Linked DNA regions of Homo sapiens: region 1 is linked to region 2. Evidence: chromatin loops called from intact Hi-C (ENCODE). Cell type or tissue: sigmoid colon. All regions are shown on one strand.

Evidence for each region. A loop is a pair of places that touch in the nucleus more often than their neighbours do. Peaks named below come from ENCODE experiments on the same cell type or tissue, not always from the same donor. Only the 100,000 strongest peaks of a DNase experiment are listed, where the experiment ranks them.
Region 1: it touches region 2 in a loop (3-fold over the local background); 3 of 110 quality-filtered maps call a loop at or near these places.

Annotation. Positions count from the first base shown.
Region 1 is chr2:235,669,734-235,672,233 of GRCh38, reverse strand. All of the region lies in intron 1 of AGAP1 (ArfGAP with GTPase domain, ankyrin repeat and PH domain 1), which reads right to left. Among named protein-coding and RNA genes, the nearest start is that of TNRC17, 150 kb to the right of the region's middle. In sigmoid colon, a CTCF peak has its summit at 1,398; DNase peaks (open chromatin) are centred at 823 and 1,433; H3K4me3 peaks cover 2,500 bases.
Region 2 is chr2:235,433,155-235,435,654 of GRCh38, reverse strand. No RefSeq gene overlaps it. Among named protein-coding and RNA genes, the nearest start is that of AGAP1, 60 kb to the left of the region's middle. In sigmoid colon, no CTCF peak of the experiment used is centred here; a DNase peak (open chromatin) is centred at 1,544.

The DNA of each region.
Region 1 (2,500 bases), 240 kb before region 2:
TTTTAACATAAACCCTAGGGGCAGTCAGCTGACCTGTTAAGTCCACTTGGGATGAATACCCTCTCCAGAGGTGGGTTACACAGCAGTCTGAACTGCAAATCAAAAGCCCACTCTCCAACTACCTTTATCTGTACCAGCCAAGTTAAAGAATTCAGATAAGAGGATGAATAATATTTTTTTTTTTGGTGGTAAAAATGCATGGCCTCTTGTCTGTGGCCACAATATCTTCAGGCATACAACCCCCTCCCAGGAGAATAAGGTGTAGCAATCTAGCACCACTTCCACCCCCAGAATCCCCCTCAGGGTGATGCGCAGTTGATGGAGTCTGTGTTTTGAGGTTTCTGGAGGCTCTGACCCCGAAATGCTACCAAAAGGTTAACTGATTCCTGCAGAGAATAACATATCTGGCTGGAGATCCCTCCATGCAAAGTCCCTGTCTGAGGACTTAAGGGAACACAGACCTGAGGTTTCAGAACAGGCTGCAGGGCTGCGGTTTTCCTGCCCTTTTGCTAGCCTACATTATGAGGAAACAGAATCCAGTCCCAGACTCGCTCTCCTCATTAAGATGCCACCTGGCAGGAAAGCTGTGGAGAGAGGGGCCTCCGTCCCACCCCAGGCCCCACCACTGTAGTGAGGTGTCCTTACAGCCAGCTCAATACCGAGGGCCACGGAGTCAGCTGAGTCCACATCACAACACTGACAGATGGTAGCACTAACAGGGAGACGACTCGAGGCAGGGAGGGGCGCCAGGATGAATGCCGGCTTCTCCCATCCAGGCAGCCGCACCTGTGCGGCGGCGACCGGCGAGCCTCGGCTCCCTGGGGCGGCCCCACAGGTGTCGCGGGCAGCCAGCTCAGGGCCCGCTCCCGCAGAAGACCCAGCGAGCACGCGAAGGAGGTCGGCGCCGGCTGGCAAGGCGACCTCTCCCGGGTCAAGCTCTCCTTGATGAAGGTGGTGGACTCCGAGGGGCACCAGCACGCACAGCCAGGCGCAGGGGCAGCCAGAAAACCCAGGACCGCTGCGCCCTGCTGGGGAAAACCGCAGTACCCGAGTTCGCATCCCTCGAGGCCACGTGCAGGCTCCCGACCCGGGAGGGCGGGTCCCATAGCCGCTGCGGAACCGGCAAGTCCCCACCACGCCCCTTCCCGTCCCGGGACCCCCGGCCACGCTGCCCACCTCTGCGCGGGGAGCCGTCGATGCTCTCGGCGCTGGACGAGTGCGCTTCGGCCGGGGCCCGCCGCAGGCTGAAGTAGCCGCGTGGCCGCGAGGCTCCGCTCCGTGGCGAGGGCCCGCCGCCCGGGCCCCCGTCCCTGCGCGCGAAGATGCCGCTGAAGAAGCGCAGCAGCCGGTGCTCCGAGGCCGCGCCGGCCCCGGCCGCCGCCCGCGCGCGCTCCAGCCGCTGCAGGTCGCTGTTGTCCAGCGTGCGGTTCTTGCTCTTACTGCGTTCCCAACGCTCCAGGTCCGAGAGCGCGTCGTTCTTGCTGAGCACCTCGCCCACGTCCAGGGTGTTGCGCTTCTCCGAGGCGGGCTGCGTGGCGGTCGCGGGCTCCAGGGTGGTCCCGGCCGCGGCCTCGTCGCACGGCGCCCAGGCCAGGCTCCCGGAGCTGCTGTGGCGCCTTCCGCCGCCCAGTGTCCGGCCTTGCGGCGCCTCAGGCCCGCTCCAGTGCCTGAAGCTCAGGCTCCGCCGCAGGGGCGCGGCCCGGGCCCCCTCCACGTCGGGGCTGCCGGACGCGGGCGAGCCGCGTCCCTCCTCCTCGGCCGGGGCGCTGCCGGCCAGGTCCGCGGGTTCCAGGCCGCGTGCGCACGGCCGGAGCCGCCCCAGTTCCAGCTGCCCGGTGCTGCGGGTGCGGAAGGTGCGGAAATCCCAAGCGCGCGGCCGGGGACCCTCCGGTTCCTCGGCGCCCTCCGCCTCCTCGGCCTCCTCCTCAAGCCTCCCGGGCGCGTCCGGGGAGCGCGCGGGCCGGGGCCGCCGAACCGGGCGTGGGTCCGGGCCGCCGGAGCCCGGCGCGGCCAGCTGCTCCTTCCTGACCATGGTCACGGAGATGCGGTAGACAGTCTTTCTGGGGGGCGTCCCGCGCGGCATCGCGTCCGCGGGTGGCGACGCGGGCTCGCCACTGCCGTCCAACAAGTACATGTCGCCCGCGCGCTGGGGCCCCGCCGCATCCAGCGAGCCCGCGGGCCGGGAGGGCGCCGGGCCAAGCGGGGAGGGCAGGCGGGCCGGGAGTGTGGCCCACGCCCCCCGCTGACCGCGAGGGCCGCACTCAGGCTGCGGGGACGGCGCCCCTGGCACCCGCCGGCCCGTGCGCCGCGCCGCCCGAGTGCCGGGGTCCGGGCCCGGGGCGCCGAGCCATGGGCCGGCGGGGCCAAGCGAGGCGGCCGGTCAGGCGCTAGAGCGCTCTCGCCGGCAGGTGCGGCCGCGGTGCGCAGGGCCCAGGGCAGGCGGCGGCGCCCGCGGCTTCATTGTCTACGACGCGGGGCCCGTGCGCATCCTCCCGCTCCG
Region 2 (2,500 bases):
AGATCGGGAGAGTGCGAGATCAGGGTGGTCAGAACAGGGTTCATTGAGAGGTGACATTTGACCTCTGCGTGTGGAGTTGCTTACTTCCCTGGCGAAAAGCATGTCCGGCAATGGAAAGAGGCAGTGTACTGGCTGGGGATCTGGTCTGCTGAGACAGAGCCTTATATAATGTTGCGTAGTCACAGACTGACATCCCATCACCTTTGCCATATTCTGTTAGTTGGAAGCAAGTGACAGGTCTTGCCCACACCCAAGCAGAGGGCACCACAGGAAGGTGCCAACACCAGGAAGCTGGGATCATGGGGACTGTTTCAGAGTCTTTCCACAACAGGGCATTTTTCAAGGAGGCCAAATGGCATTTGAGGTTCAGAAACCCACCTCTCTGACAACAGCCCACCTAAGCACATGGAGAGTTTCTCTGTCCTACAAGTTTATTGAGAACGGGGACCTCTGCCTTATGTATTCCTGTACGTTCAGATTCTAGCTCAACGCCAGACACATAGTTGGCACTCAAAAAAAATGTTTGTGGCAATGAATTAAACGAATGAAGTTGTGTTGCATTACAGAATAGTGAAGTAACTGGCAAAGGGGGACCATTCCGTCCAACACTGAAGGAGATGGAGAAGACGAAGGTGAAAGAAGGTACAAAATAAACACATCTGAAATGGAAAGGGAATGGATATAGACAGTTTTGCATGCTTTCTGAAATATTTAAGATCTTCTTATTATTAAAGAGTTGTGTAAGGCAGTCACTAGGAACGAGAAATTGTCCCCCTCCAACAGGGCATGCTGTGCACATGATAAGCCTTTCCTGATAGGGAGGTTGGAGGAGCAGATGAGCAGAACACCGAATCTGGGGGACATCCTCAGGAGGGTCCCCAAACCTTATGATATTGTTAGGGTGAAGGGTTTACAGTCTGACCTGGATTATATTTCATGCAGTCATGAACAGCTGTGGGAAAATTATGACCACAGAGCATTGATTAACTGACCAATGTCAACATAAATGATGGTTTTTGGTGGGGTATAGTGGCTTAAGCCTGTAATCCCAACACTTTGGGAGGCCAACAGGTGAATTGCTTGACCTCCGGAGTTCGAGACCAACCTGCGCAACATGGTGAAACTTTGTCTCTACCAAAAATATAAAAACTAGCAAGATGTGGTGGCACACACCTGTGGTCCTAGCTATTCAGGAGGCTGAGGTGGGAGGATCACTGGAGCCCAGGTGGTGGAGGTTGCAGTGAGCTGTGATCATGTCACTGTACTCCAGCCTGGGTGACAGAGCAGGACCCTGTCTCAAAAAAAAAAGAAAGAAAGAAAGAAAAAAGGATAGTTTTCTATAGTGCTTCACCTGGTCCTGGTCAACATTTAAAAAACCTGAAGCTCCCTTGCTCAGTAGGGTCTATTGCTCTTTGGTGACATTTGTTCAAGTCACAGTTCCTCAGCTTAGATCAGCTGTGTCACTGGCCTTGCACAGTTCCCTTCCTGGCTATGATGGATGCCAAGGTGGCTGTCTTCCAAGTTCCGTCATTTCCACTGCACTCATTAGATCTTGTGTTGCTCAGCCTTATATCAGCAGTGTCAGTTCCTCTCCTAGCCGTGGCCATCTTCTTAGCGTGAACTTGTTATTAAAACTAGCTAAGACCTTTCCAGAGGCTCTTCTTTTAGCCAAATGAGACATCTGGTGGACACCCAGCTCCTCCATATATTTCAAACCACACTTTGTTTTTGCGATGGATTTGTGATTTAGGATGTAGGATGTGTGTGATTTAGGTGTAGGATGGAGTCATATGCCTCCTCTGAAAGGCCACACTTTCTCCCAGCTGAGTTGTTTTCCTTTCCTGGAATCAGCCTTCTTCTCCCCCCACTCCTCTCCTCCCCAAATGAGTTTCTACTCTTTCTCCATAGTTGCATTTACAAGCTCAAAATTCTGCCTAACTCAGCTGACAGTTTCAAGGCAAGCTTAGAGCAGCTCCCTTTGGTGTACAAAATGAGAATTCTTTTTAATGATGGTGAAATATTTAAGGCTGAATTATACTACTCAACTTAAACCCTTTAATGGAAATTACAAAAATATTTCCCTTATAACCATTTAAACCTGCCAAAAAGGTCACGAATGTGCAAGGAAGCATTTCAAGGTCACGCTGGAGACCGTGTCCTGGGCTGTGATTCAATTTTCGGTTGGGAGGAGGGCACACATGTGAAGTGGCGTCCCTTCTAGCTTTGGGGAAGTTATTTCTGTAAGTCCGGGGAATGTCTCCGTGGGTCCTGGGCAAGTGGCTCTTTTCTCGGCTATGTTCTCCGAGGGGAGAGAGCCTGTCTGCTTGGGTCAAGTCATGTCCTGTGAAGCCAGAGTGCTGTGAAGGTTCTTGGCACGGACTAGCTTTTGTGCCCTTAGCCACAGTGGTCTTTCCCTTGGGCTCCTTCCAACAGGATGGTGTGGGCATACGGTGCCAAATGGCCCTGAAATAGAGTCAGGGATGTGAGCACAGAGTAGACA